Linked DNA regions of Homo sapiens: region 2 is linked to region 1. A link is a loop called in an ENCODE intact Hi-C map of the cell type or tissue named here. Cell type or tissue: IMR-90. All regions are shown on one strand. Each heading gives the region's core, and the rest is flanking DNA. Links, peaks and the distances in the headings are about the cores only. Region 1 overlaps ADAMTS3 (ADAM metallopeptidase with thrombospondin type 1 motif 3). Region 2 overlaps ADAMTS3 (ADAM metallopeptidase with thrombospondin type 1 motif 3).

What was found. Hi-C counts contacts between places; a loop is a spot of excess contacts. Peaks named below come from ENCODE experiments on the same cell type or tissue, not always from the same donor. Only the 100,000 strongest peaks of a DNase experiment are listed, where the experiment ranks them.
Region 2: a loop joins it to region 1, with 2.0 times the contacts of the local background. A loop is called at or near these places in 2 of 110 quality-filtered maps.

What each region holds. Positions count from the first base shown.
Region 1 is chr4:72,299,586-72,316,151 of GRCh38, forward strand. ADAMTS3 (ADAM metallopeptidase with thrombospondin type 1 motif 3) reads right to left here. Exons shown (of 22, transcript NM_014243.3): 11 at 16,273-16,386; 12 at 14,092-14,237; 13 at 12,706-12,881; 14 at 11,463-11,596; 15 at 9,812-9,935; 16 at 6,402-6,482; 17 at 4,332-4,495. Among named protein-coding and RNA genes, the nearest start is that of ADAMTS3, 260 kb to the right of the region's middle. In IMR-90, for the core only: no CTCF peak of the experiment used is centred there; DNase peaks (open chromatin) are centred at 12,676 and 15,426; H3K27ac peaks cover 367 bases.
Region 2 is chr4:72,366,488-72,383,053 of GRCh38, forward strand. The region is part of intron 4 of ADAMTS3 (ADAM metallopeptidase with thrombospondin type 1 motif 3); the gene reads right to left. Among named protein-coding and RNA genes, the nearest start is that of ADAMTS3, 190 kb to the right of the region's middle. In IMR-90, for the core only: no CTCF peak of the experiment used is centred there; a DNase peak (open chromatin) is centred at 8,724; H3K27ac peaks cover 804 bases.

The DNA.
Region 1 (16,566 bases), core at 7,786-15,785:
ACAGTTAGAACAATTGTTACTTTAATAATGAGAGTGTATGAAAGTGGCCATTTGACACTACATGTTACATAATTTTCACCTTTATTAATTGGATGGGAAAAATATCATGATTTTAGTTGTTATTTATTTGATAACTAATAAAGTTTAATTTTCCTAAGTTTATTACTCACATATTTTAAACACTGTACATTGCATGACTGTCCTGGTTTTTATTGGAACTGTACACATTTTTTCTCTCCTAATCTGTGCACTAAAGATATGAATTCCTTTTTGTAATATGAGTTGCAAATATTTTCTCAGTTTGTCTCTTGCCTTTTAATTTTGTTCAGGGCAAAGCTGCCTTTAAAAAAATTGATTTTCATGTAGCTTTCATAGGATTTTACTGATTATGCAAAGAGAGAAATGTGCAATTCATTGGTATTCCAAACTAAATTTTTAGAACTACCTTTTGTTTGAGAAATGAGGTGATACTAAAATCAGTGGGGGTAGAGGATCTGGTTATCTGGCTTTTATTCTCTTTTTTCTGTCTTTTTTTTTAAAACAGCATTAAAAATCAAGCACCATTCGAACAACCCTTACACTCTAGCCAGATATCTAATTCTCTTTGCCCCAGACAGCCTAGCCACCATGTTCCAGGACTCAGAATGGAAAAGCAATGTCATAATGATAGAACATTGCTTGTCTACACCCTCATCTCCTAGCTACAAATCTCCCTCTTGTACCTCCAGCCCACACCACTTGCTGTGGTCAGATTATAATCAGTGGGCAAGTCTTGAAGCATCTATCATGATGGTTAAGCATCAGGTCTCTAAAGCCAGATACTCATGTTGCTAGAAAAGAATACAATGTAATTATATCAGCATGAAATACAGCTTCTGGCCTCCAATCATTCATATTTAAAATAAGCTAAATAAAACTTTGATTAACATATATTTTATTATGGAACAGGATGAGAGTCTAGAATAGACCCACATAAATGTGGATAATTAATTTTGACACAATTGAAAGGCATTTTAATAAAGGACAGACTTCTAACAAATAGTGCTAAAACAACTGGACATTGTGATGGTTTAAGAAATGTAGATACATTAGGTAAAAAAGGACTGAGAATTCCGTCTCGGTTTCACTGTCCCATGTTCTCGCTCACTTGAGTCACTTGCTGTAGTGGAAGTCAGTGCCATATTGTGAGGATGTATAAGCATCCTATGGAGAGGCTTAAGTGGTAAAGAATCATGGACTGCTACCCACCACATGGAAAAGCTGGGGAACAATCATCTGAGGCCTTTCAGCACCATGTGACTAAGCTTGGAAGCAGAGTAACCCCCAGTCAAGCTGAGATGACTCTAGCCACAGTTGACAGCAAACTCATCAGATACTCTATGCCAGAACTAGCCAGTTAAGTGGTGTCCAGATACATGTTCCACAGAAACTATAAGTATTGCTTGTGTTCAGCCACTAAGTTTGAGGGTAATTTGTTTTACAACAATAGATAACTAATATAGACATCCATATGCAAAAATAAGGACCTAACACTTCATACAAAATTAACCCCAAGTGATACATATACCTAAATGTAAAATGTATAACTCTAAAACAGTTACCAAAAAAAGTAGGAGAAAATGTTTTGATGCTGGATTAGACAAAAAAAAATTTCATAACACCAAAATCTTTATCCACAAAAGAAAACATTAAAAAATTGGACTTCGATAAAGCTAAAAGATTTTGCTCTATGAAAGAAACTACTAAAAGAATGAAAAGACAACCTATGGACTGGAATAAAACATTTGCAAATCATGTATTTCACAGAGGACTTGAATATACAAAGAGCTCTCGAAACTCAACAAAAAGAAAATATAACAACTTTAACAATGGGCAAAAGATTTGAACAGATATTTCAAAATGGAACTAATTTTCAGAGAAGAAAAACCCTAAAAATTGAGTGGAGCAATTTGACTTAAGTATAATATTTTATAGGAAATCCAATAAATAAAAATTCTGTATAAAACAGAAACTAACAATAAATTTCAAATCAAGTAGCTGTCTTCTGCTTTCATCCATGAGGGAGTAATGGAGTTGCCGTCTTGATATTAAAAGCTATAAAACTGGGCAAAATATTTGCAGAAACTTTTTTTTTTTGTTTGGCAATGTATGTCATGACAAAGGACACCAATCCTTGTAAGAAGAGAAACAAGCCAGATCTTATTCCTGACAAGGGCCAGGTTCTGGACCTGGAGCTAGATTAGAGTTTGGAACTTTCAGAGCCGGCCACTAAAGAGGGGCCTGCTTAGAGAGATCACCTAGAAATCTACATGGGTCCATGACTGAGGGTTGGTCTGTGTATGCTCAAGCCAAGACACCAGGCAGTCCACAGTGGGAGTGCTGGGGGTGGGACAGTGATACCAGAAACCAGGCAGGGCTGAGCCTGGCACCATGAAAGGCCACACCATGGGAAGAAGGACAACACTGAAATAGACTAGCTGTAAGGAAGAATAAAACTAGGCCTTAAAGGATCAGAATGATCTGACAATAACTTAACCGCCTGCCAGAACAAAACCAGACACCTTACAATTTATCTTCCAAAATGTCGAGTGTACAAGAAAAAAAGAAGCAGGAAATGTGATCCATAAAAAAAATTGACAATGTGAAGACCCAGAACTTAAAGGGTAACTTAGATGTAATGAGTGAACATTATGAAAAATTCAGCCGAAAAATGGAAATAAAAAAAAAAAAAGAACCAAATGGAAATTCTATAAAAGAAAAGTGCACCATCGGATACGAAAAATTTACTGGATAGGCTCAAGGACAGATTGGAGATCACCTAAGAGAAATAGTGACTTAGAGCTCAAAAGGAATAATCCGATCTGAAAAATGTATTTTAAAAAAGATTATAAAGGATGAACAGAGCCTGAGACTTGTAGAACAATTTCAACTGATTTAAGTGAGTCCTAGGAGTGAAGAAGAGAAAGATGGGGTGGGGGTGAGGGTTTGGGAAAAACAACTAACTAGAACACATCATGGGAAATTTACCCAAATTTGGTCAAAAACATCAACCTACAAAGCCAAGATTCTCAGTGAACCCCAAGCATAAGACATACAAAGAACACGGTAAACTGAGTATATCACAGTCAAACTGCTAAACCAACAAGACAAAACAAAAAGATGAAGAGAAAAATCTTAAAAAGCAGCCAGAGAAAACTGACACATTACATGCAGTGCAGCAATATAAATGAGGCTTCTCTTCATAAATGATGGATTCTGGAAGGCAAGTGCTGTATAAATGAGTAAAAGAGGGCTCCTGTATATTGGCCCCTAGGTTCTTTCTTCACAGCAGGCTGAGGCTGAGATCTGTTAGCTCAAAAGCCCTCTGATGCCAAACACAAACTTTTATACATCCAGTTGTTTTTAACGCTGCCCAAATGAGGGAGTTTTAGCCATTCAGGGACTGCTTGCTTTGCACAGCTCTAGGAAACTACATCCAACATCTGCTAGATATGAATAAGACCTTCTGGCTATAAGGACCTCACGCAGCTGCCTCCCTTGGAGCCCTCTGACCCACAGACTCTCTTCTGTGCTGCTGAATGACACCACCTAGGCACATAAACCACCTCAGATTCCCCTCTTTCTCAGAAGTTCCCTTGCCCTTCTCTCCTCTAGGTAGTGGCCCCACTTGCAAACCAGCTGAGGCCTAGCCCAAATAAAGTGTGTGTGTGCTACTGCCACCTTGTGGCCATATATTTTTCTTTGATCAGCCCCCAAACCCTTGGAACTCGCTGCAAGATCATAAAAACACAGTGCTGAAAGAAGGGAAAACAGGGAATAAAAAACCAAAAAACTAGCAACTCAAATTCTATATCTAGTAAAGATATCCTTCAAAAATGAGGGTGAAATAAAGATATTTTCAGATCATTGACAGATGAGAGAATTACTTGCCAATACACCCACACCACAAGAAATGCTGAAGATCTTTATATTGAAGGTAAATGATACTAGATGGAACGTCAGATGTACAAAGTAGAATGAAAAGCATACAAAATGGTAAATATGTGGGTAAATACAAAAATCTACTTTTAGTGTTGTCTTTAAAAGATGATAACTGATTATTTAAGTCAAAAATCAGAATGCTGCATTATTCAGTTTATAATGTCTATATAATAAATTACATGAAAATATTGCACAAAGAGTGGGGGGAAAGATAAATGGAATTATTTTAAAAAGCAACTCATGTTTCAAAGTTCAAAGTACACTTAATGTTCAAGGTAAAAGTGTTTTCAGATAAATTAATTATAAAGTAAGCTGAGCTAACTATACCATGAGCCCATAATGCCACATACCAAAACAATAACAGGATCATGTAAAGGTCCATCGGTGTGAAGACTTTCAATGTCATCTTCAATGTTATAATCCCACTCCACACCAAGATCTATGAAGGTCCGCGACTTGGCTTCCTCCCCTTTGCCATTTAAAATATAATGGCCTGTAGCCTGGTTCTTAATAGCTAAAGGGAGAAAAATGAGTAACCAGCATACATTTTATTTTATCATATTAAGTGCTGAAGATTCACAGCAAGTATATCCTTTCTACAAATCAATGACCATGTTTCTTTATTAGTAGCAAGGAATCAAAATGGGTGTTAGTTCTGATATTATTTCCATTGTCTTGATTAGGCATTCAAAACTCTCAAGAAGCATTCCTAACTAGTCAAAAATACAGCAAGATGGTTAAATAGGCAAAAATAATGTTTGCAAATATTCCCATTTGAAAACATCGTCAAAGAGGTTAATAGTTTCTAAATCATTTATCCTATATATTTCCTTAGAAAACTGGGAATATCTTGAAAATGATAGCTACCTTTTCAATAATTAATAGAAACAATTTATGCTAGGATAGCATATAATGTAACGGTTAATTATTGCATATATTTTTTAAAGTTGGTCAAAATATTTATAGTCATCCAACATAGTTGAAGTAATTTTTCAGGCAACAATTTAGTTCTCATGATTGTAAAATTCCAGAGCCATATCACCTACTCATATAGTTAGAAAAAGCTGCTTACTGCTAATGGAATTCTTAATGTAGTATATATTTATTACATATTATACAATGAAATAAAATGCTGGCTTAATGAGTAAAAAATAATGAATGGGATTTTAAATTTTAGATTTGTTTATCAGCATATAATGTTACATTAGAAAGCAAAATTTCATGTTACTACAATTATTGAAAATGTGTGAAAAACATGAGTAATTTTAATTAAATGTATTTATTCCTCTTGGGCTTTAAACTGGTCTATTTTTTCCAAGGACATTAATATGAATTCTAGGATGAAAAATAAGGGATTTTAAATGCTTGAGAGAGAACTATAGCTGACTGCTAGACTATTACGACATTTAGTAGTGAATATAAATTAAATGTGTTTAAAAATTCTATGAAACACCATAAAACAATGCACTTTTTAAAGTCACAACTGAAATAAAACAATTTGCTACAAATTTTCATGGAGTTGATACGTGATGTCTTAGCTTCAGAAATTATCTTAGTGTTCTTATAGGCCAAGGAATAAGTAAGTTATGTTTACACTTGTCTATACAATTTAAATGTAAACCTCTTTAAAGTGACATTTCCATGTAATCGTCTCATAAAAGAAAAAAAAATCTTCTTGTGGAAATTATAATCAGCTCTCCGTGGCAAATGGATCTGCATGTGCCAGTCAAAAACCTGACACATGTCAGATATTAGAATAATTTAAGATTAGATTAGTAAAATTCACCTGTGGTTGCTTTTCAAAGAATGTGAAATACAATAAAAATAAGGATACGTACAGTATTGGATCAATCAAAATATCAGAACTTATTTGTAAACATAAGTATGATGAATTTTTCTGATATTCCTTGATTTAGTGGATTTTATTAACATATTTATTTTCTTATTCCTTAGAGCAAAAAGTGTATAAGAAATATAAGCTTGTCAAATGATTTTTCCCTCATATAGTTAGGAACCAACCCCAGTTTCTATACAAAATTAAAGCTCTACTTTTTTTATGTTTCTTGTTTTAAAGTAAGCATAGTTGGGAGAAATGACCAAAAAAAACCTACATAACATTCAATTAATGCATTTATATATTATTTTGATTCTTACATATACGTATGCACATGTATGTACATATACATATGCACATGTACACACATATACACATGCACATGTACGCACATATACGCATGCACATCATGCACATGTACGCACATATACGTATGCACATGTACGTACATATACGTATGCACATGTATGTACATATACGTATGCACATATATGTGTACATATATACATATCTATATTTAGGATTTCTTTGACATTTCAATGTTTCAGTGCATGTTAAAGCAGAGACAGCAGACAGAAACACTTACCAAGAATATGAGGAGAAGCCTCGTCTTCTTGGATTAACACATGTCTAGCCCCAGGGGGTATATCAAACATCTTAAGGTACCCTTTGCATGTGTAGTAAATATTGTAGGAAGCAAAGAAGAAAACAAAAGCAACAACCATGGTTAGTTGAGCACTACATTCTTACTGCTTCTGCGTGCAGAAGAGGGCATCCATAAATTTAAAGAAGCAGTTTCGGAAATTAACTTCAAAGCATTGGTAGCTTTTGTGACATCCAACATGAAATTAGAGGCAACTTTTTTTTTTATTAAAGAGGGAAAAAAGTTAATCTTGTTACCAACGTATTAGTCACTTATCTTGCGTTGACCTTCAAATGATGTGAACAACAATTCAGGCAAATACTATACTTTCCTGTGTCCCTCTGTGTGATTCTAGTTTTCTAAACCATCCTTTTGAAGTGGAGTCAATTTTTAGTGAAAGTTCACTTAAGTTGTAAACTTTTTGGGATATGTTATCTGCTTACATGTTATTTTAAAAGTCTAAGAGGGAAGTATAGACAGCTAAACTTCTAATTATTAAAATATTTTCATATTTAAAGCCTTCTTTATTCTAAAGGAGTTACAACAGAAAAATCAGTGCTTTCATTTTTCTTGTGATCAGTATTAATTTTAAAGCTTTAGGCAAGTTTTATGATGGGACTATTTTAACCAAATCGACAACATGGATTTTAAACCACTTAGTTGGAAAATGTGTGCAAGATGTGTTATGCATTGCCTTTATATGCACCCTAACCTCAAAACCTCCTAAGCCAGAAATAAGAAAATCAATATGCTTAATAGGTTGCTTTGTGTTTTAAAATCATATATCATTCCTATTACTGTAAATGTCATATATCACATACTATGTTGATACTATCACATGTCCTAAAAATTATCTTACAATCATTTAGAATTAAGATTATGACCATAAATCATAAATATTATGACCTGACAATAGTCAGGTCAATTAGAACAGATGTTATACATCTCATTATCATACAAATAAATGAATATAAAATGATTATGTAACCTACACCTTCAATACATTATGAAACATCCAATACATATTCTATGGAGAATATTAACAGAAATCCAGTTATCAATCCACAATTATTGATGAAATAAGAAAAAACAAGTGTTTTTGTCATTTGTATATGTATAATAATATACACCTATGAATAGATTTACCTAAGTTTTTCACAATATTTATTAGTGTCCTAACTAAATAAAGTGGTCCTTTTGGGATCAGGGTGTTCAGCACTTTAGCCTGGGGTAAAGTCTAACACATGAAATGTACCATGTTTGCCTGAGTACACAGTGGCTAAAAGGAACATGCTTAAGATGCCAAGTACAGCAAAACAGCTTGATGCCATTTATGGATGCCCATCTTTCTGCAGTTTGCTACAACTTACCCAGTACGTTTTTAGCTTCTCTTGTTTCAGCAAGAGAAATATTACGAGCTCCTTTGGGTAAAGTGAAAGCGCCTCTTGTCTTCCCTTAAATAGAATGTCTTTAATTAGTGGAGGGTTCATGTTTATCAAAGTCTTGTTGTTTCATTGACTATCCCATAAGTCACATATTTTATTAGGCAAGTTATAAAATATGTTCTGTAAGTTTATGTGTTGAAGTCACAATGCATTTGTAATAGATAATGCCAATAAACTGTTAATAGTCAATGAAAGTAAGACTAAGCATGAAAGTAAGACTAAGTAGATGATTTGAAGTTGAATACTTGCAGATTTCATTTTCCAGCAACTTCAATTCTTTATGGCACCTCTTGCTTAAATGTTTTCCTGTTGGAAAAGGTTAATTAGTCTATTAAATCACTATGATGACAATATTAGTGCAAAGATATGGAAGTTAGATTATCTTTGAACAGTTTGAATTGGTATGACAGATGAAAATTTTCTAATGTTCTTTTGGCCTTGATTTGCAAGTTTAGCATGATGTTTGAACTCTCTGAAAAACAGTACCAATACCTTATATTATACATAATATACAATGAATGAACATGGCAAAACCTTTTCTTTACATTATTCACTGTGGAAATAAAACAAAATGAATTATTTTACATCCAAAAGAAAAGAATAAAATGTAACTCCAAGAAAGCACAGTATATTATTTCACAGCAAGATGAAGAAAATTACATTTGACTCCACTGAAATATAATACACGTATATAATTATATTTCTCTTTGCTTTAATAATGCAATCAGTCAGAAATAGCAATATTTGCTTTTTAACAATTTTCAAAGTACAAAACATGGTAATTTATAACACAGGAATAGCAAAGACATCAGTAACAAGAAAAACATTAGAATATAGTCTCCTAGTAATTGAGTTAGGTATCAGGGGTATAATGGGAATAAAAAATACAAAAACTAAGAGAATTATTTCATTTGGATGAAGACTAACTTTTTTATAAAAGGAAAAGTTACCCCAATGACAATTTACTTAACGTAAACCATATTTCTTTGTTTTTGTTTTACTTTCATGATTTTATAAGATACCAACGGCTCTTTGGAAGACATCAAAATCTTCTTGAGCAAACACCACATCAAATTTATCTTTAAGTGCTGAATTCCCAGAAACATTTGCCAAATAAATCCTTATTGAATAACTGAATAGTATCTGATACAAACTCAAGAAATTATTCAGTAATAAATGTCTGTATACAAATCTTTTATGAAAATTCCAATGAATATTATTAAACTATGGATAATTTTGCCTATTATTTGATGCATGAAGACAGCTTTTTGTTCCACCTTTGAACCTTCAGTGTATGTCTAAGTTCAAGTTATTGACTATGTAACAAGCATAAACATTTATAGAGATGAGCAATTACATCTCAGGTTAGTTTTTGGTTGTACCTCAATTTTGTTTAAAGTAAATTTTTAAAAATTATGTGAAATACAGATCCAAGATTCCTAGATTTATAAACAGGATAAAATTGTTCACTTTTAAAATAAGTAAAACTAATGTGATATTTTAAAAGTTGTATCTAAAATTTTGTAATTTTTAAACTCCTGATCAATAATTTATATGCAACAAGAATTCAAAATAAACACCAATTCTAATAATTCAATCTGCATTTTATTAAAAATGCAAAATAAAACACAGATTTTAGCTAGCTAGTATAACTGATACTGATTTTACTTGTTTCTTTTCTAAATTTAGTATGTATTTTTTTCATCATTGACGCTAGGGAGTATGAATTCATTCAAAGTGATTTCTTTTTTTTTTTTAAGTTCCTTAAAAGGTAATCTGAATAACAATAAATCAGCAGCTAAATTTTGATTATGTTTATAGAGAAAATGCTGCATTTCTAAAGGAAGAAGCCTCAAAAAGTACAAATCACAGAGAAGAATACTAAATCCATGAGAGACCTCATCTTACCAAGCTTCCTGGGAGTTCTGGTAAATGTCCCCTTCACGGTTCGGCAGTGGGAATTATCTCCTCCACAGACACCACACTTATCCTCAACCTTATTAGAACCAATTTCTTTATCACAGCCCACTTTCTGGAGAGAGAAGATGTCAAATGTGGCTAATTTTAGTGTGCCCAGTAGTGGTCAACATCCCAGAGAATGATGAACCCTTTGTTCAGTCATGGCCCACAGTCAGCCAATTTATAGCAAACTGCCACTGTAGTCATAATTTTTAATACCTCAGTTTTTTAAAAAAAATAATGGGAAACCAAATGACTTGTACCCTAAGTAATAAAGAATATATTTCCTCCAGTCCAATGAAATATTTACACCATTTTAAATTGTCATAGTCATCAAACACACATGTAATGAAAACAGATGTAGCTGATGCTGAGGAGACAAGAAAACAACAAGACAGTGCTTTTCCCTTGCTGCTCTCACATTTATGATGATGGATAATATAGTGAGTTGTATATTAGTGCAATCTTTAAAAGATGGTTATGATGTGAGACAAAACTTCACCAGGGTGGTGAAGATTTTCACAGGGGCCAAAGAAACACAGAATAGAAAAGCATTTCAGGAAAGCAGATGAGTTACAACAAAGCCAGAGAAGTATGTTCATGGAAAGTGGGTGCAGAGGTCAATATCTAAACCCATATTTAAACCAATGGAAGGTTAGTGTTTCATGATAAGGAAAGAACAGTGAAAAATCTGCATTGAATAGACTGCAGAAGACTTGAATACCAGGAAGAATTTACATTTTCCCTTGAAACAGGAAAATATTGAAGGTTTTCTGAACCAAGGCATGTTCTTAATGTAAATCACTGTAGAATAATGATACACAATACACTACTGCACTCAAAAGTATGGGATGAAAGGTGGCAGGGAAAATAAAGACAACACATACGTTTAATGTACTAGGTACTGCGGCAGGTAAAAGCTGAACAACACATACTATGCTTTCAGGAAAATGTAAGCTCAATTACTTTAGACTCATTAATACAGCACTTCAGTTTTGATGAAGTATAAAGGAAATATATGTTAGGAGCAGTGTTTCAGTTAATAAGATAATTTCATATCGATTTAACTATGAACACAAGAAATAAAATGCATTTTTAACCTGAGATTAAATGGAGCAAAAAAACATGTTTGCTTCTCTACTACTTTTGTTCTAATGTGAAATTTAGCCTTTAAACTTAGAATTGATTGGAAGGTGAGAAAGAAATGTCTTATTATCTTTACAACAAAAGATTAAATATACTTAGCACTGATTATTTTTAAAAAGACCTTGTATTTTAATAGCAGATGGCTACTAAAATACCCGAAGCAAATGCATTATTACCAATTTGTATTCCCAACCTAGAGGCCTCAGAGTTACTCAGAAAAGGCATTTGGCTGGAAATTAGGAAAATTATTTAAACCTTGATTCTGCCAGTGACCAAAGTTTGATTTGAGAAAGTACAATGTCTCTCAAATTTATTTTAGCTATTGAACTATTCATAGACACTTACTATAATGTGATTTCAAAGATAAAATAGTTTAAAAAATTAAAAATGTGCAGATGAATGACAGTAAACGTAGATAACGTAGAAAGCCTTTGGGGAAGCAATTTGAACTTACCACACACTCTCCTCGCACACATATGCTATATGGATCTTTGTAAGAACAGTGCGTTCCATCATGCACCAGTTGTTTCATGTAAGCAACATCTCCAGTCTCCTTGGACTGACAGTAAAGGTGGCATCTTTTCTTGGCTGCATAAGATGGAGGATAAAATTAACTATTTACATAAAATGGAATGTTTGAACAGCATAGTTTATTTTATTTTTAAATATAAGGTTTCACTGTGATTTCCTGAAAACAAAAGGAATACCGTATAAACAAATAAAATAAGGAGTAAGGAGGAAAGTATGTACATTTGACATTTTTTTTTTAGCTAAGGTGACCATAAAATTTGTCATCTAAACTAGAAAAGGGGTTCTAGTAATAACTGAGCAGGAACAACAGGTATAAACTGGGACTGCCCCAGGCAACCCTAGATTTCAACATAGCTCTTAAATAAATCTTAATTCAAAACCAGTTTAGTTTTCGTAATATTAGAGCACTGAAAGAATGTCTGTGATTTGACTCAATCATCTAACATAGTTTTTGCCTCTTACAGGATGCAACTCACTTCACCAAAATAGATAAAAACAATGCATTTCTTCTTAATGCATTGCAACTTTGAATTCTTAACGTGTATTCCTCTTTCCTTTAACATGGATTTGAACTGAACCCAGTGGTGCATGTAATCATATAACTATTTCCTTTCATTCACTCAAATAAGAAGTATGGCAAAAAGTTGCCATTGGACATATTTAACCAAAAATTCAGAAGTAAGAAGTGAAACATTAAAAGAAAATTTCCAAATATATCTTTAAACTATAGTAAAAAAGTAAAAGGTTATAAGGTATCTTTTGTTATTAAATTATGATCTTTCTCTTGGTCCTGACTCAATTTTCAAAGAACTATATTTTTCTCTAGTTCAGAAAGGAAAGATCACAATATTCCAGAAGTATTTCCTAGTAGAGGGATTTCGGTTGAATCAGGAATTCCAACATCTCTCCCAGGCGTTCCTTTCCACTGGTCTTTTCACCGCTGATGGTGATAGTGCTGCTTGCCAGGAACTATTGCACCATTCTTACCTCTTTAGAGAAAGGGTATTTAAGCCTTATTCTTAGAAACCCAGGAGAACTTACTCCTATAAGCACCAAGTTTCCTAAGTTACCACATAGGGATCAAGAGTCCATGGGGTTCGTGCTGGCAAAGCTTAAACTGTGAGTAACCATCCACACAGCAGGAAGGAGAGCACGAGGCTACTCACGGTCAGGATGTTCATATGGCAACCAGTGGTGTTTGGTATTCTGGTATTCAAAGTGGGAGTTTCGCTGCTGACACTGCTGTGCTCTGAAGTCCTCAAAGTGTTTTTGGCATTCTTCTGTGTTACAAAGCTGGTACTCAAAATTAACACCAGGACAATCCTGACCACCATTGATGGGCCTAAAGAAAAGACAACATTTAAAAAGGCCTTTTGGCTTCTGTCTAGCAGTTGAAGCTTGCAGACACAGTGCTTGAGGGCACAAAGCCAAAGTTTCTGGGCTGCCAGCACAAAGTGAATGAACTCATACTTCCTAATTTCAGTCCCTTTCCAAAGCACCCTTCTCTCCCTGCTGGGTGGAAAAATAAAACAAAACACAAAGCTCAACTTAAATCAGCTTTTCAAATCATATATTTTAAATGCATGGCAAAAGTGTGTAAGAAAAAAAAAGCATGTATATTGAATCAATAAAATGATATTTTGCTACCATGTATAAAACACACAGATGCAGCTCAAAGAAACTTTGGTCATCGCTCCATGGCTCGGTTCCCTCATATGTAAAATGCAAATAATAATGTATCTTCCTTTGAGGAAAACTGTGAAGATTAAATGAGTTGACATTATTTAAAGCACTCCTAACAACTCTGGCTCATAATGAACTTTAGCTGATCTTTTAATTTTTATTGTCTTTGTTACTTCTAATACCACCATCATCTCTTACTGGGAAGGCAGGTATGTGGCATCAGATAGTCTTACAAAAGACGTGCTCAGAGACATCCTGCTGCCAGAAACAGAGAGAAAAAGCTGCTCACATATTAAACCCTAGACAAGGCAGAATCCTCTAAATGTGAGAATTCAGTTGTTTTTTTCTTCGTAAAGATTGCTGAGCACACAATAGGGAATTCAGTAATTGTAGTCTGAGTGAATGAATAGATAACTTTCCCCCAACAGTCACCTGGCCTTCTATCACAATCTTTCTTTTGCCTTCCTCTGAAGCAATCACATTCCACTCCCTGAAGAGAGAGAGTCTGTATGCTTGGTACCGCTCTTTCCTGGACACTCTCTTGTTTCTGGCAGTCAATCTCGCAGTGCCCATGCCCACGCCCTTAGGGCACAGTGACCTACTTTCCTTGTTCAGCTTCTTAATATTCCTGAACAGCAACTTCTTTAAAAATATTCAATCTTCGTTTGATCTTCTTCATCACTGACTGCTTGTCACAAGATTAATAAATGGAGATGTATCAAAAACACAGACTGGTTTATGAACTGTGAACAATTTATTTTCCTGCCCTGTGTTTTACATGCACTTTATAAAACAGAATACTAATAACATAATATTGAAGTATTTTCTGGTCTCTCCAAAAATAACAAGAGTTACAAGGATATACTCACATGGGATTATTGCACTGGCGTGTTCTGAAACGAACACCAGTTCCACATGTCCGAGAACAGGAGCCAAATTTAGTCCATGACCCCCAATTGCCATCTTGTTTTTGCTGATTAGCATTCTTCCACATGCAATGACCCTTATAGCACCACTTAGAAAAATGACAAAAGGTAATTATTAAAATCACGCATACACTAAAGCTGAAGTTGTTATACAAGAACCATCTAGTTGAAGGGCTTTCTTACTGCTCTTTTTTCTTCCAGGTGGAGATGCATTTAAAATTATCCAAAAGCAATTATGTCATTAATATACCCTATTAAAGGGTAATTTAGACTTGTATTTTTCAAGTAGAAAATTAAAATGGAAAAACAACATTCACTCAGACAAGTTTTTAAATGATACATTCACCAGTAAGCATCAAACACTATAATCAATAAGAACTCTTTGAGCACCCAGCTTGCACAGTTGGTAAGATTTTACCCTTCATCTGTCACTACCTATATCATACCAGAATATTTTGAGGGCTACATGATCTTTTTAAAAATGATAAAATAAACTATGTCTTGGTTTAGATAATAATATAACATGTCTAAAACATATGCAGCTTTCAAAGCACTTTTATTTAACTTTTAAAATGTTTCATTAACAATGATTCTGAGAGATAGATGGGTCATACATATATCATCAACAATTAGATGAGGAAAATTGAGGCCCAGAAAGGTTCATAAGTAGTTGAAGGCCATCTGACCAAGAAGTAATTAAGTGGGGCTACCAGAACCCTAATACTATAGAGGCACCTAGCTTACAGTGCCTGGCATGGTGCTCAAGAGACATTAGCCATTTTCCTCTCTAACATTTTGACTTACTTTTTCACACTACGTACAATAAAAGCATTTGTTAAAACTCAACTTCTATAAATTTCAATATAACACCAATATATTTAAGAAAGTTGAATGTTAAAAAGTTAATTATATAATTTTTTATAAAGCAAAAATGAATTAACTCGTTATACTCTTGTTTTTAGTCAGAAGTTTATGATATTGAATTTTCCCAAAGCAAAACATTGTATACAAGGTGCTTTGCATAGTGCCTAATATAATGCAAACACTTAAAAAGACAGGTTTTATTATTATTATGCATATAATCCCTGTCACAAGTACAGTTTATACACATTTGAAATTGAGCTTTAAAAGAAGTAAATGCCATATAAATCTTCTGTACCAGGTTTTGGTCCTGCCTACAATTTCTTATTTCTAAACTAGTCAAAGCTTTTCAACTTGAGTTCTTAACATGCCTTTGTTTTGGGATCTTTGCCCTTATGAGTAGCATAGCTTGGCACTCAGCCAATTTCTGAGCATTCAATCCTGACTACACAATTTGAGATTTAAAACCTCTGGGCATCCTTCCCTAAGGAACAAGGCCAAATCTTCTGTATAAGTTCACATGACTTTATTTCTGGGCAACTTTCACAAGGAATGGCATGCCAGCAAGTCAATCAGATCCCACTACCAGGGGGCAGATAGTCTGCTGAGTTGCTTCTTCCTATTCTGCCAACAGTGGGCTGAATGGTAGTCCCAAAGATATCAAGTCTTAATCCCCGGAACCTGTAAATGTTACCTTATTTGGAAAAAGGGTCTTTGCAAATGTGATTAACTTAAATATTTTAAAATGGAGAGATTATCCCAGATTATCCATGGGGTCCTAAATGCTGTTACATGTATCCTTATAAGAGAGGGGTAGAAGGAGATTTGACCCATAAAGATGAGGAAAACGCAATGTGGCCACAGAAGCAGAAACTGGAGTGGTGCAGCCACAAATCAAGAAATGTGGGGTGGCCACCAGATGCTGGGAGAAGCAAAGAAAAGATTCTCCACTACAGCCTTTGGAGGGAGAATGGCCCTGCCCACACACTGATTTCAGTTCATTGAAATTGATTTTTGACTTCTGGCCTCTAGAACTGTGAGGGAATAAATATCCATTGTTTCAAGCCAACAAGTTTGTGAAAATTTGTTACCTTAGCCACAGGGAACTAGTACACTATTTTAGTACATTACTTTAATAAAGCCTTGCATACTATGGTTTTCATAAAAATGACAGTGCAGCTGTGTTTACCATTTTCCAGACCTTTAAAGATGATAATTATGCAACATATCTTACATATTTATTGTGTAAATAGATATACTCACTTTTCCAGCAGCACATTCAGTCCCATCAAGTGGAGGTCCCTTTTTAGTCTTACAAAAGTAGGGATTATCAGGATGGCTACACCACAGCTGTTTACATGGGTCAAAGGTTCGGAACTGGAAGATAGATAATCAAATTGTCAGTGAACTCTCAGCTAGCATGACATGCACCAAAAATATATTCTATACAGTTTCTTCTGTCCTGTTTCTTGGATGTGTTTATTTCAAGTTAATAGCCAATGTTTTGACATGTTGAAAAAAAACTGCATAAGAATTTCAGGTAGAAAATACTTTTAT
Region 2 (16,566 bases), core at 4,318-12,317, 63 kb after region 1:
ATGGAGATGTGATTATTTGTTTTCCCAAGCTATGCTTTTTAGGGTTCCTTATAGTAAGCTCCCTTCACATTTAACATACGCTGTTATTTAGAAAAATTATTATATGCCATATCTAAGGGGACTTCATTCTACTGCATAAAGCAAGGAAAGCCTAGGTCTTGGTGGGGACATTAGTCCTCTTCAGGACATTAAAGCATTCAGAAAGAAACTAATGTGTCTAGCCAAAATTTTCTAGATAATTGCATCCTCATGAAGAAATTTTTAAAGGGTATTTTAGTGTCCCAAGCTTTTTTTTTTTTCAGTCAGATGACTCATAAAGTTAATTAACATCATAACTGAAAGCCTTAGGGGAATAAGGAAAGTCTGAACAGAGTTTGTATCTACTCTAAATAAGTGGTTCTTTCTTTTCTTTCTCTTTCTTTTCTCATTCCTCCTCCTCTCTCTCTTTTCTCCTTTCTCTCCTTTATCCTCTTTTGCTCTCCTCTCATCTTTTTGATACTGATTTCTGTGAAATTAGAATTTACCTACTGCCTTCAAAAACATATTTAAAAATTATACTCTGTAATGAAAAGGGCTGGTAGTTTGATTTTAAAGACACATTTTTCAGCAAATTCTGATATTTTCAGAATTTCTTGAAAACATCTATTTCAGAAATTCCACATTGTACAGCTCAAGTAGTTAGCTTTAAGTTTCTGATACTTCTCTAAATTTGATAAATTCTTTTTAGGCCACCAAAGCATTTTTTTCTATTATCCAGAGTGGCAATAAACTAATTTCTTGTCTTCTACCTTAGAAACTGAATCTGGTTATCTAGCCCATAGCTTACTATCTATACTGCTTGGACATCTGCCATCTTTTTAGAGAGCTTCATTTCAATATTGAAAATATAAAATTATATTAACAGCAACAAGTTTTGTCAAACAAGTGCAGATTTATTTATTGTGTATTATAAAAAGCACCATATAAATACATATGTAACACGTACATATATATATACATACATATATAAAAAGTACTTATTATTTCCCAGTGCTCAGAGGGAAGAAAGAAGACATTTGAAAATTTAGTAGCATGATGAATTTAAAATATACATTTTTAAAGACAACTAGTTCCAGCACTTTGGGAGGCCGAGGCAGGCGGATCCCAAGGTCAGGAGATCAAGACCATCCTGGCTAACATGGTGAAACCCTGTCTCTCCTAAAAACACAAAAGATTAGCCGGGCGTGGCGGCAGGCGCCTGTAGTCCCAGCTACTTGGGAGGCTGAGGCAGGAGAATGGCGTGAACCCGGGAGGCGGAGCTTGCAGTGGGCGGAGATGGCGCCACTACACTCCAGCCTGGGCGACAAAGCAAGACTCTGTGTCAAAAAAAAAAAAAAAAAAGACAACTAGTTGGGAGTCTAACGTTGCAATTGTTTTAAAATGTCAGGGTGATTGTTACTCACATGTTTTTAACTCTTTGGATGTTATATGCATAATGTAATTTAAAAAACAATAATTATACGCACTGTGACATATTTAGTAACATGAAAATATATGAAAACAAAAATATAGATACTCGTAAATGTTTAGTGTTAAATGTCAAAATGTACGCTAAAACATGTTCTCATATTCATGTATAGTATGTAGTCATATTTACACATATTATTAAGTAATACAACTTCAAAACTTTTATTAAAATAAATTTATGCCTTCGCTTAAGCTTTAATAAATTACAAAATTGAGATGGCTTTCTAAAATATTTTGAATTCAATATTACTCCCGAAGCCATTAGTTTTCGAAGTGTGGTTTCAACTCAGGCACAGAGGAAAGCTAAAACCATGGGTATGCCAGTGTTAGTGCAAAATCACTTATCTTTTGGAAATATATCTTAGAATAAAGGGCTACTGGAGGTAAAACAATGAAGACTTGAGGACAAGGAGTACAGATCGAACATTTTAAAAAAAGAAGAAATTAGTAGTTCCAAGACCAATTATATACTTAATTGATAGAGTCTAGATTCTATCTCAATTACATGCCTTTCCATAGTCTCAACATGGCTTCCCAATTCTTCTAATGTTGGGATGATCTGAAATAAATATTTTGAAGAATACAGGTATGCTAATAAACTGAGAAAACAAAATGAATATCATGGTTCTGACATGCAGCTGATTAGAGTGGTCCTGACAAATGAAAGCAACCACAATTCTTAAAGGACCAGTGATTGATGCCAAAATGACTTCAGAACAAGCCTAGAAACACATGTTTTAATTCTCACTTTCTACCTTGTAAATTATTATGAAAATTAGTCACAAGTAATCTAGATAGGAGGACCTAGCATTTACACAATTCTAAAGTGTACTACATATGATATAGAGTCATCATATGAACTTTAGAACATCACTATAACAAAGGTATTATTTCCCCCCTTTTGCAGACTAAGTAACTGAAGCTAAAACTTGATAGCACTTGTCTGACTGTAAAATTCATGCTGTTTTCGCTACACTATACTGACTCTAATAACTAGCACTGCTTTCATGCAATTAAAATTTATTGAGTATATTCTGTGTTCTCACAAATGGATAGAACATAGTTGGTACAAAACACACAGATTGCAAAGAATAGGATGAAAAACAGTTAAAAGTAGATCCGAACACTTACACATGTGATAGAAACACTACGCATGGTGTCTTTACTTCGTATATAACTAATCCTCATAAAAACCTTATGAAAAGCAATATCAATGTCCTATTTTTATAAATAATGGTAAGAGAAATTAAACCCCTTACCCAAGAACAACTTTTCAACTAGTAAGTAGTTAAACTGAAACTCAAGCCATCTATGTTCTTTTCCACCACTTTCCACTGCTTTGTCAAAACTTTATAGGAGACACTTGCTGCCAACTATGGTGGAAGAATTTGCAGCACAGCAATGCTCCTCTTATAACAAGTACTAAAAAAAATGTGACCGGGCGCGGTGGCTCACGACTGTAATCCCAGCACCTTGAGAGGCCGAGGTGGGCAGATCACTTGAGGTCAGGAGTTTGAAACCAGCATGGCCAACATGATGAAAGCTCACCTCTAGTAAAAATACAAAAATTAGCCAGGCATGGTAGTGGGAGCCTGTAATCCCAGCTACTGGGGAGGCTGAGGCACGAGAATTGTTCGATCCTGGTAGGCGGAGGTTGCAGTTAGCCAAGATTGCACCACTGCACTCCAGCCTGGGCGATAGAGTGAGACTCAGCCTAAAAAATAAATAAATAAAAATGAAAAAAAAAAATAAACAGACAAAGTACAAAAAAAAAAAACTTTGAAGGTGTTAGAGAACTGCTAAGATAACTAAGACATGACACAAAAACAAGAAATTGTATAGCGTTTAACTGACATTCTTAAAAGCAGGCTTTTTCCTTGGGGTATATGCATATAAACCGAAATTCAAGCCATCTATGTTCTTTTCCACCACTTTCCACTGCTTTGTCAAAACTTTATATGGACACAAATAATGGTCACCAGGTCCCAGAATGGGTTGTGTGAGCCCTTGAGGCCTTCATCCAGCGTTGTTTCTGGGAAATCTCTATTTCAATCTATTCCCATACATTAGTTATTGAAAAATAATAGACAATCGCAAAAACAAGTTGACCTTTTTGTGTTCCTAGAGCCCGGTCATTTTATGGCCCTCGAGACTGGAAGTCATGCCAAACAACTCATTACCAAAAGAGCTAAGGTCCCAGCCTGCGCCGAAGATTTATGAGACCTCTCCTCATCTGTGAACGGACCAGTGGCCGACTCTGGTGCCCAGGCTGTTGCTTCCCAGCCTGGTGGTGAATCCTCCATAGTCTGGTGAGTGTAAATATATATATCTCTTTTCCCTTCTCCCCTTCAAATTGCAATTTGCTTATTATATCATTTGCTTATTATATCAATTTGCTTATTACATTAATCTGCTTATTATATCAATCTGCTTATTGTATCATTTGCTTATTATATCTGCGCTGCCATTTACATGGGATAAAGCTTGTTTACCCTTAATGGTGTTGTGTGTGTGTCTTTTATTTTCCCCTCACGCATTTCCCGTACAGAACAGAGACCAGCTGGGCCAACATGGCGAAATCCCATCTCTACTGAAAATACAAAAAAATTAGCCAGGCATGGTGGCGCACACCTGTAGTCTCAGCTACTCAGGAGGTTGAGGCAGAAGAATTGCTTGAACCCAGGAGGCAGAGGTTGCAGTGAGCGGAGATCGCACCACTGCACTCCATCCTGGGTGACAGAGTGAGACTCTGTCTCTAAATAAATAAATAAATAAGACAATTAGGGAAAAAGTTAAGATGGTAGGTATAATCCCAAATATATCACGAATTATTATTGTGGGTTGACATGTGCCCCCTGAAAGATAAGTTTAAGTCTTAAATCCCAGTACCTGTAATGGTAATGTTATTTGGAAGTAGTGTCATTACTGATGTACGCAAGATCAAGTCATAATGAATTAGCGTGGGACCTAATTCAGTGAATGATGTCTTTAGAATAAAAGAGAAATGTAGACATAGACACATAGAGAGAACATGTGAAGAGAGAGGCAGAGACCAGAGTGATATGTCTACAAGCCAAGAAACACCAAGGATTACAGGCAACCACCAGGAGCTAGGGGAGACATCAGCAGATATTTTCTCATACTGCCACAAGGAACCAACTCTGCTGACATTTGTATTTCAGACCTCTAGCCAACAGACTATGAGAGAATAAATTCTGTGTTTTTAGTCACATAGTTGGTGGTACTTTGTTATGGCAACTTTCAGAAACCAACACAATTACATTAAATGATAACTGATTATATATTTGAATTAAAAAAAAGACTGTCATGCTGCATAAGAAGGTTAAAATAAAAAAATTAATGCTTACAAGCGACACATCTTAAATACTAAAATGCAAAAGATAAAAAATGAAAGGGTAAAGAAAATGCACCAAGCTGACACTAAAAGTAAATAAATAAATAAATAAATAAATAAATAAATAAAGTAGATGCAGCTATAACAATATTAGATAAGCTACCCTTTAAAGTGAGAAGCATTACTAAAAACAAAAAATATATATATTTATAAGATTAAAAAACTCAACCCACTGGGAAGACACAGCAATTGTAAATTTGCATGCAACTACTTAGCTTTACAATATATAAAGCAAAAATTATCAGAACTAAAATTAAACTGAGAAAACAGTTATAATTATAGTTGAAGATTTCAGCACAACGAACACTAAAGAACAAACATTTTAAAAGTCAGTACATTTCTAGATGATATGAATAACGCAATTAACAAACTTGACTTGGTAACAAACAGCATTGTACTCAAAACTCACATTATTTTCATGTGATCATAGAACATTGGTTTATTGCTGGATAATAACATTTCATGCTGGGCCATAAAGCAAGTCATACAAATTTCAAAAAAAAAAAAATGAATCATTCTGTGTTCTCCCAACATGATGGAATTAACAAGAAATCAAAAGCAAAAAGATAATTAGAAAATCTTCATATGTGAAAGTAGCCCACAATAGTCATAAACCATATTGTCAAAGAAAACATCACAGTGGAAATTAGGAAATATTTTGAACTGAAGAATATTAGAATTTATGTGATGCACGTAAGGCTGTAGCTAGAGAGAAAAGGTATAGCCTCTAATGCCTACATTGTGAAAAGAAGAACGGATCAATATCAACTTTCTAAATATTAATAAGTTAGTAAAGGACAGAACATTAAAAGCCATTAAACTAGATGAAGTAGAATTGCAGAAATAAAATAGAAGCATAAAGAATAAAAAAAATCAGTGCTGGCAAAAATTGAATCTGTGGGAAGAATAATACTATATTAGATGACTTCTATAAAGATTGATGAGAAATAAGTACAAATTGCCAATATAAGGAATGAAAAAACCAATATTATTACATATCCTGAAGATAGAAGTACATCATAAATAATGCCAATTAATTTTAAAATTTATGAGAAATAAGCAAATTCCTTGAAAACACAGCTTACTAAAAATGATACCAAAAAAGGAAAATATGAACTGTACTAAATATATTAAGTAATAAACTTACAACTAAAAATCTTTCCAGAAATCTAAAATAATCTATTGACAAACTGTGAGAATTAATAACTAAATTAGCAAGAAAGATGGGTATAAAGTCACTATAAAAATTTGCTTTTTATATGCTAGATATAGAATTTTTTAAAAAAATATAATTCACAGTAATACCAAAAACATCAGATAACTAGGAATATAGCTAACAAAATATATGCAGTACTTGTATGCTGAAAGTTATAAAATGCTATTGAGGAAAAAAATAGGAAAAACCTAAATAAATGGAAGGACACATAGTTTTATGTAAACATTTCTTGCTATTCTTTTAATTTTTATCCAAAAATTACGGCAATCATATTTCACTTTCAGTAGCCAAATATAATTTTGCTGACACATCTAAGGAAAATACTAGAATCCCCCACTTTAATTCCATACATATTTTGGAAAACTCATTATTATAAAGATGCTAATTCTCCTCAATTTTAATTTTATTTATAGATTTAGCATAATCCCCGTTAAAATTGTGATAATTGTTCTTCTGTGGAAACTAGAAAGGTAATTTTAAAAAATTACATGGAAACGGAAAGGTCAAAAACAGCTATGGGAATCTTTAAAACATAGCACAGGTTTGAACAACTTACACCGCATATATCAAAAGCTACCATAAAGCTAAAATAGTTAAAACAGAGCAACATTGATGCACACACTGACAAAAAAGCCAACAGAAGAGACGGAGTCCAGAACAGACCCACACACATATGGTCGCCTCAAATACAAGGTGAGACTGCCACGCAGTGGGAAAAGAATGGCCATTTTAGTAAATGGTGCCAAAATGGAAACAACCCAGTCCATTAACAATAAAATGAATTTAAAAATTGTGGTACACTTATACAATGGATTACTATTCAGCAATAAGGAAGAATAAACTATACCTACACACAGGAATAAATTTTACAAAATAATTTGATTGAAAAAGAAACAGACACAAAAGATCACATACTACATGAATTCATTTATTTAAAGTTAAAAATCAGCCAGAACTAACTTCCAATGCTTTAAGTCAAAATAGTGGTGAGGGGCTGGGCATGTTGGCTCACACCTGTAATCCTAGCACTTTGGGAGGCCAAGGTGGGTGGATCACTTGGACCCAGATGTTTGAGACCAGCCTGGGTAACATGGTGAAACCCCGTCTCTACAAAAAATACAAAAAATTAGCCAGGTGTGGTGGCACACACCTGTCATGGCAGCTATTTGGGAGGCTAAGGTGGGAGGATAACTTGAGCCTGGGAGATCGAGTCTGCAGTGAACCAAGATCACACCACTGCACTCTAGACTCTGTGTCAGCAAGACCCCATCTCAAAATAATAATAATAATAATAATAATAATAATAATAATAATAATAATAATAATAGGAAAGTATCTGAGGTGTTGATAATGTTGTAGGTATTAATCTAGGCACAGGCACTCTAGAAAAATATAAGGTTATGTGAGGCACTCATGAATAAGACTAATAATTCTCTCTCCAGCTTTATGAATAATATGCTAGAATAAGCATATTGCCTATTTCTTCATTTCCCCAGACAGAATAAACAAGTTTTTGAAGCTTACGGCCATTTTAGCAACATAAAAAAGTACACACTTTGTAACTCATTCTATAGCTTTTTTTTCATTGTGACATTAAAAACATGTATTTAATTTAAAAACTGAGTTGCATCCTGTTTGTTCTCCTGCATGTTTGGGAGTAACTCCTTTTTTTTTTTTTGCTGGTACAGAATACTCTGTTATTATCTTCTTGCTATGCTTTGAATCACCCAAGCCAAGACTTATTTTTAGCATTAAGCTGCTAACCCAGAAGCAAAGAAAACCAGTCACAAGGGATTATCTCTTTCAGGACTGTACTCGAATTATTATACATGTGAATTATTTAAGAATCAGATAATTTTATGTGGCAAAAGGAAGAAGAAAGCTATGAATAGAAGAAAGTACAAGTTGTCACTAATTATTAACTAGTCAATATGAAAATAAACCCTTCCATAAATAGATTTTTATATTTTTTTCCTTACACTAAATTTTCTTCCACTTCTGTTTCTTCCATCCTGTCCACATTGGTGGATTATTTATTGCTATTTCAGTTATACATTTCAAGAGAATGAGGTGACTGATTATATTTTTGCATAGTTTCTTGGTTTAAAATACTGTGAAAGGAATTTATTTTTAAATGTGGAACCTGTTACTATGACATCAAAAATGACAACAGAAATGGATAGCAAAGAAATACTCTTAACACCTTTAATTCTAGTGACTATAATCATTTAAAATCTCTTGCTCTTGATATAAGCAACTACCACCTTTAAATGAAAGTAGGTATTTCTAAGACATTCCAAAAGTCCCTACCTAAGCTGTATTGCTTGTATTGATCCGTATTCTCTTTAGAAATGCCTTCCTATCTCACAGGTTATTACATGATGGGAGATCACTTTATAATCTTAGCTGCTAGCCTTGAAATATTTCCTCTCTATATATTTCTTCTTAATCTCAATCTTCTTGGCTACCTATTTTATTACCAATTCCTCCATTCCATTTCTAGCATTATCTCACCCTTCAGGCTTTATGCGAGGCACTGTCTTCCTTCCCCAAAACTATGACTCAGTAAACCATCCTTTGGCAACCCTTAGTAAATATGCTATTTCATCCTGGTGAGGCAGCAAATTGGCCCAGCAAGCCAGACTTTACCACAAGGAATTGCCCCCAGGCCGCCAAAGCATTTCTGGGAGTTCTGTGTATCCAATTCCACAAATATTTCCTGAGTGCCTACTACGTGCCCAGCACTCTGCCAGGTGCTGGAAAGAAAATGATGAGTAAAACAGGCTCCTGGCCCTTCAAGAGCTTACAATTTAATGGAAAAGACAGAGCTTAAATGAGTAACTGCACAGATACATGATTACAAGCTGTGATGAGTGCTGGGAAGAGAAAGTACTCGGTATTCTGAGAGCATAAGATGCTTGGCCTGATTCAGTGTATGGAGTCAGGAAAGATCTCTAAGGAAGTGACATCAGCCAAGATCTAAAAAGTGATCATCAGGCAGGGGTCATGCTAGGCAGGAATTTGCATAGCAGGATAAAGATCTGTGTACTTAAAAGAGGAGGTCCTTTCTATTGGAAAATTATTAAATCATCAATCAAAAGGAAGGAGGGGGAGAACTCTGAAATGTACACAGCAGGAATAAACTTAAAATGTATTCCTGTGCAAGAATTATTTCACTCCAAAGAAGAAAAATAAGCATCCTTATCTTGAACTTTGCTAGGAGTCTCTCTTATATATTTAAAAAAGAAACTGAAAAGTACCCAGAGCTATAATCAGGGCATTATGTGGAATAAAATTCTAAAAGGAAAAATACAGATGACGCAGAAGTTGCAAGGTGAGATAACAATTTATATGGAGAAGAAGAAAAGGGCAAAATGCCATAAGCCAGTAGCAGTACAGATATAGGGAAGGCAGGTTTAAGATGAGGATCAAAAGAGGACCACCAGGTAGTTGCAAATTCTCAAATACACGTGCAGATTATGTGGAAGTGCTACATACATTTAAATATAAGTAAAATGTCAAAGAATAATGCCTTAGTGTGTTTGGTCTGCTATAATGAAATATCATAGGCTTGGTAATTTATGAACAATGGGGATTTATTGCTCATAGTTCTTAAGGCTGGGAGAGCCCAAGATCAAGGTTAATATCTGGTGATGGCCCATTCCTCATAGACACCTTCTATGTGTCTTCATACGGCGGAAAGGTAGGGCAGCTCTTTGGGGTTTCTTTTATAAGGGCACTAATCACTAGCATTAACCATCACAGACTACACACAATTGTTCCAAATCAGCATGGACGTTCAATAAATATCCATTATTGTGGAGGTAGAAAGGTAAAATGGAGAAGGCCCAGGACTTGTGTCCTGACTGCAATGCACTGAAGATCTGAATCACTGACCTGTGAGTTTCTAATGTTAGAATGCATTTGAAGCACCTGGGGAGCTTAGTAAACCATAGACTGATTGGTCCCAGCAACCCCCAGAGTTTGTAATTTAATAAGCCTTTGTTGGGGCCTAAGAACTGCATTTCTAACTAGTTCTAGGTGATGATGATGTTGCTGATTGAGAACCTTTGTTCCAAGGGAACTTTCCTCATCTGCAAAGTGAGACATTACTGTCTCCAAGGCCCAACCTCACAAATTTGTTGAATAAAATCAGTATACACTTTGAACATATAGGCTGTTCCATATTTGTCTTGTATTTCACTGCCAAGGATGGTATTTTTGAGTGACTGAACGCCTTGCCTATATTTTCTGAATAAAAAGACACTGTGTGAGTGTAAGCCTGTAATGATCAAATATCTAAGAATTCTGCATAAGTGGCATTCACTGAAGTGGCATGAATAAACAGAAATTTGAATACTGAAAAAGAGAGAGAATAACTGAGAAGTTATGTAGGCAATACTGTAAACATGGCCTTACCAGATGTTAAAATACTGAAATACTTCCATGCCAGATGGCATATAGCTATGTCCAAGACACACCCTGAGTACTGCACACCCACAAAGGCAACTAAAAGGAACCACCACCACCCTGCTTGAGCTCCTGTACCAGTGTGTATTCTGATTGTTGTGTGTCTTGCCTCACTGGTAATTAAATGTTTTATTACCCTTAGAAAGGAAAGAGAGGATGGAATTGTTGCTAGCTCCTCACAAACATCTACCCAAATCTTTCCAATACAAATCCTGGACTTAGCAGTCATGTTTGTTCTTCCTCTGTATCTTTATTTAGTCCGTGTAAATGAATATAAGATGTTCCAAGAGAAATAGGGGAAAACGGAGAAAGGAGAAATACCAAAGAGGAAAAAGGATTTAGGATTATATGTCATTACAGAATAACTCCACTTGAGCACTGTTAAAACCTGCTCTGAAAAATCAGTTCAGAAAGGCCTATCTAGACGGCTAAAGGAGAGAAGACACAGTAGTCCCAGTATGACTGGTCTATATGTGTCTCTCTGTTCAGCATTTTCCAAAGCTGCGTAAACTTTCCTTCTGCAGATGCTAAAAGTATTCCAAGTTGCCAAGTGGCATGACATAGTTCCGTTGCCAGCAACTCTGCCACCTTGGGCTGCTTAGGTCTACAGCCTTGATGATCTAAGTGGCCTTTGATGTTGCCAGGCATTGGATAGAAACAAGGACTTTATACTTTGGAGCTGGGTCAGTGTTGTCTCTATTTGTGCTCAGAAAAAGGGCATTTTCTCCACTATCTGAGCTAAAATTTCTTAGCTCCAAAACTGGGATTCACTAACCAAGAACTAAAAACTGGAAAATCAGGGAATAACAGAGTGTGAGCACTCTGGATTTCTTCACATGCTTTTCCCTGAATACTACAAACTGAGCTCATTCTTTCTGCATACTCGGAGTAATGATTAGTTAAAGAAAGCATGCTTAGAATTATAAAAATCCTTCCAGGAAATGTTTTTGGCAAAAAATACTCTTCCTTAGATAAAATTGAAATGCATAATGTATGAACAATCCCATCTCAATTTATAAAATTTCAACCACGTGAAAAGACATGTTTCTTGCTAAAATTCCTTCATCAGTTTCCATTAATAAATAAATGGTGGTGCTCCTTGCATCTACCTTAACTGCAACTATAAAACACTAAGCCTATGAATGAAGCATTTAGGAAACCATAATCCACTTTAAATTGGATATTATCAATTCAGCACAAAGAGTCAAAATGGTTACTTTCTTCCTTGTATTCATTAGAAAATACGGTAGAATGGAGAATTTGTGGGTTCTGTTTGAGGTTCAATTACACCTAAACATTGACCAATTAGTTTATAACAGAAACTATTTATATCAATGACTATTTTCATAGTTATCATATTATTGTTATGATTGTTATTAGCAGAAACTTCCGTTTCTGAGTACAGCCACATGAAACCATCTTAGATAGGCCGTTAGTAGTAAACTTGAGCTTCCATGCAAGAGGTAGCTTTCATTACATGCTGATAGAATATAAGTGCTTCCTTTCACATCACTGTATATGATGTTTCCAAATCACCATCAACATGACTTGAATTTTTTTTTTTTGCAGTCACAGAAGTTATAATGATTATCACTATTCCCATTATCTTATCTTTCTATTGCTACAGAACAAATCACAAAGTTAGGAGCTTAAAACAACACTCATTTGCTAATTTACAGTCTTGTAGGCCAGAAGATGGTCAGGCCTCAATTGTTGTTTTTAATTCAGGCTCTCACAAAGCTGAAATCAAGACGTCAGCCATGCTGAGAGGGGTTTTCTCCTAAACTTTTTCTCTTTCAGATTCTCGAGTTGTTAAAATTCATCTCCTTGTGGCTGTATGACAGGTCGCAGTTCTCTTGCCAGATGTCAGACAAGAATCACTCAGCTGCTAGAGACTTTCCTCAGTTCCTTACCATGAGGTCCTGAACAGTTCCCAACATGGCTGCTTACTCTCTTCTAGGCCAGTTAGAGCATGTCTGTCTACCACTTCACTGTCTTTTAGTTAAGTCCTCTAACTAGGTAAAGCACACCCATGATAATCTCCTTTTTGATATCCCAGCATATTCACAGGCTCTGCCCACACTCAGGGGGAGGGGCTATTCAGGGCGTGTACACCTAGGGATGGAGATCTTGTGAATGGAATTCTGCTTATCACAGCAACTGTCATGAAAATTTTGCTCAACAGAACTCCAGTGATTGGGTTAACCTCTTCCCCCGAGGCCACAGGGGCAAGGCAAAGCAAGTGGTTGAGACACATCTCTTCTTGCATCTACTTCACGCGCTGGACTTCCAAGCAGAGAATTTTCCTTTTAACAAATAATTATGTAGTAAATAAACAGTTTGAAAAAAAAAAAAAAAACCCATTTTGGACTAGATAAATCAATTAGAGACCATCCAGTCACCAAAATCTCTTCTGGCACTAACAGTCCATGATTTCAAAAGAAATAAGTTCAAGTCAATCATAGAGCTATAGTTGACAATTTATGATAGAGTGAAAAGAACATTTAATTTTTAATCATAAATATTGGATTCAAGTTTTGCATATTCCAATTATTTATTCTGTAATTCTGGGACATCTGTAGTATCACTATGCCCTTTAGTTTTCTGGCAAATCTGTAGTATCATACACTTCAGTCTCCATGCTTAGAAATGATGATAATCATTACAGTAATAATAAAAACATATGTCTTACAGGATTACTGTAAGGACCAAATGAAGTAGTGCATATAACACAAAATAGTATATAAATGTAATTCTGATTTATATTATTACTACTATGAAGACTTCCCTACCCCAATCAAGTTGTTTAATAGATAACCATTGTGTTTACCAGCTCAATACCTCTTGCTCTAGTGAATGTCTCTTCTCATTCATCATATACATTCTGTATCATTTAGGGTTCACATAAGCAACATACCTTGTTGCTATGGAACAGCAATAATTTGTGAGGACAGCAAATGCTTCCGGGGTCTACATGTCTCAAAGGGTATTATGTAATTCTAATGTGAATGCATTTTACTGTAGGACCAATGGGACACGCAAACACATAGTATGAATATTTGTAATATTCTTGAGAATATATTTAAGTGGATATCCTAAGAAGCTGTCAGAATCCCCAGACTCCCAAATTAATTTCCTGGCTGTGGTACAAGAGCTATTATGAGAGCAAAGACCAAGTAGAAGCCACTGAAGTAAATTTTTAAAGACATCTCTATCACTATTGAGCCATGCACAGAAAGTTTAAACCCAAAGACCTAAAAGGATTCAAGGGTGATGATTCCTGTCACTTCTCCATTTAACACTCCACTTTGGGCTAGTGCAGAAGATCGATGTATTTTAAAGAATAAGAATGATTTTTTATAAAATTAATAAGGCAGTAATGATTATTATGGCTGCAGTTTCAGATACTGTTTGCTCACTGGATCAAACAAGCATAGCCTATTTCATCTAACATGCAGGTTTCATTTGATAAAGGTACTTTTCCCTCTATTCTGGTAAGACAAGAACACCACTAGTAAACAATTTTTACCTGACAGGGCCAGCAGCATAGCTTTGACATTCTGTCTTAAGGAAATATCGAATTTCTCACACAATCTCACAATTCACTACTCTAGTCTACAATATTAAATACATATTGTTGACAGGTTCTAGAGGGCAGAAAGTGGCAGTCATCTCAGAGATTTATATAAAAAAATGTGTAGCAGAGATTGAGAAACAAATTCCATAGAAATACATCATCTTGACATCTTAGTAAAGTGCTTAAGGATCCACTGGTTCAGAGCATATCAAGATTTTTTTCCATACCGAAAAATAAGTTGCTATATATTGTATACCCAACCACTAAAAAGGAGTAGGAACATCTAATTAACTAATACGACTTTGGAGGTGACATTTATCACTGACTCATTCATATGATTTTAAAAAGCTCCCAGTTTTAATAGAAGTCCAGGTCAAAGCAAACAAACAAAAAAGTTCTTCAGGTTTCCCAAGATACAGTGCAAATTGTTCTATTTTTAGTATTTGTGACAAGATAATCCCATGGTGTGTAAAGTGGCTGTGTAGACTGGGGTGTTATATGGAGATTGTGACAAATTCTAATAAAAAATCACAGCAAAACCTATGTGCATTTAATAGTATAGTAAAAAGGGCAAGTACTTATAAACAAATAACCTTTTTTTATTTTTTAAGATAGTAGCTCCCAGCTTCCCACTGGTCTCTGGTAGAACTGAATGCCTAATCAATGAATGCCAGATAGCCATGCAACTTGATATTCCATTCTTACATCGAGTGCTATTGGATTAATTTTGCAATTATGTCAGGCAAATCCAGCGGCAGTCCACCTCCATTATTCAATGAAAATAATCTACATGGATCAGGTCTCGGAGGCACAAATTGTATAATCATTTTGTTTACAGGACCCAGCATGTATGCCTGCTCCTAACGTATTTCAACTTCTCTCTCAACTGACACCTAATGTGATCCTGGGAGTTCCTTTTCACTAAATAACTGCAGATGAAGATTCTATAGCCTGTCTTGCAGATGCATCTATAAGATATACAGGAACCACCCAGAACTGGACTGCAAAAGTGTTATAGCCCCATTCAAGAATGGAGTTATAAAACAATGAAGACTAGTCCAGAAGGTGGCTGCATTTAAGCACTATATACCATTTTGCAGGAGTACAGCCCAAGGCTAGGATCTACACACCACTTTCTGAGTTGTCTGGTGAAGTAATTACAATAATATAAGAAATAAATTGAAATATTGATAACCAGGAAGTTTGAAAGAAAAGTTGGGATAGATCTTTGGGAATGGGATCAGGATCTGAGGATATATGTATACCATAGGAATGCTCACCAGAAGATTCCCTGCAGAAGAGGTTCTCAATTACACGGACAGAATAACTCCTTCTGCACATGTCAGTACAGCGAAGTGCTATGGTGGCAGTAATTGAGGCTGTGCATGAAATCAACAACAGAAACTTAAGCTCTACAAGGCTATCTGAATATCAGTTCTGATGATTTCTTAACTTGTCACGTAAGGACCCATCCCTGCTATGAAGCCTTGAAGGAAGACAGCTTCCTAATATATTTTATATTATGGCACACATAGTTAATGATAAAATCAAGATGTTGAATATTTTAAAATTATATCTAATGACTACATAGTAGTCATGGATATAATTATGTCATATAATTATATCTAATGACTACATAGTAGTCATGGATATAATTATGTCATATAATTATATCTAATGACTACATAGTAGCTCCTCCCATAACTCTATGATATTGAGTTCTGCTGGTTTGGATGCTGGAAACCATGCAGAGAAAAGGGTGGGAATGTAAATTTGGTCAACCCCCATGGAAGACAGTATAGAGATTTCTCAAAGAATTAAAAATAAAATTACCATTTGACCCAGCAATCTCGCTACTGGGTATCTACCCAAAGGAAAAGAAACAGTTTTATCAAGAAGATACCTAAACCTGTACGTTTACTGCAGCACTATTCACAATAGCAAAGTCATGGACTCAAACTAGGTGTCTATCAGTGAACTGGATAAACAAAATGTGGTATATATACACCATGGCATACTATGCAGCCATAAAAATAATGAAATCATGTCCTTCATAGCAACATGGATGTAGCTGGAGGCTGTTATCCTAAGTAAAACAACTCAGAAACAGAAAATCAAATACCACCTGTTCTCACTTATACATGGGAGCTAATCAATGGGTATACATGAATCTGGAAACAATAGACTCTGGAAACTACAAAAGTGGGGAGGGTAGGAGGAAAGCAAGGGTTGCAAAACTACCGGTTAGGTACCATGTTCACTATTGGAGTGATGAGTTCACTGGAAACCCAAACCCCAGCATTATGCACTATACCCATGTAACAAACCTGCATATGCACCCCCTGAATTTATAATAAATAAGCACATAAATAAAAAATTTAA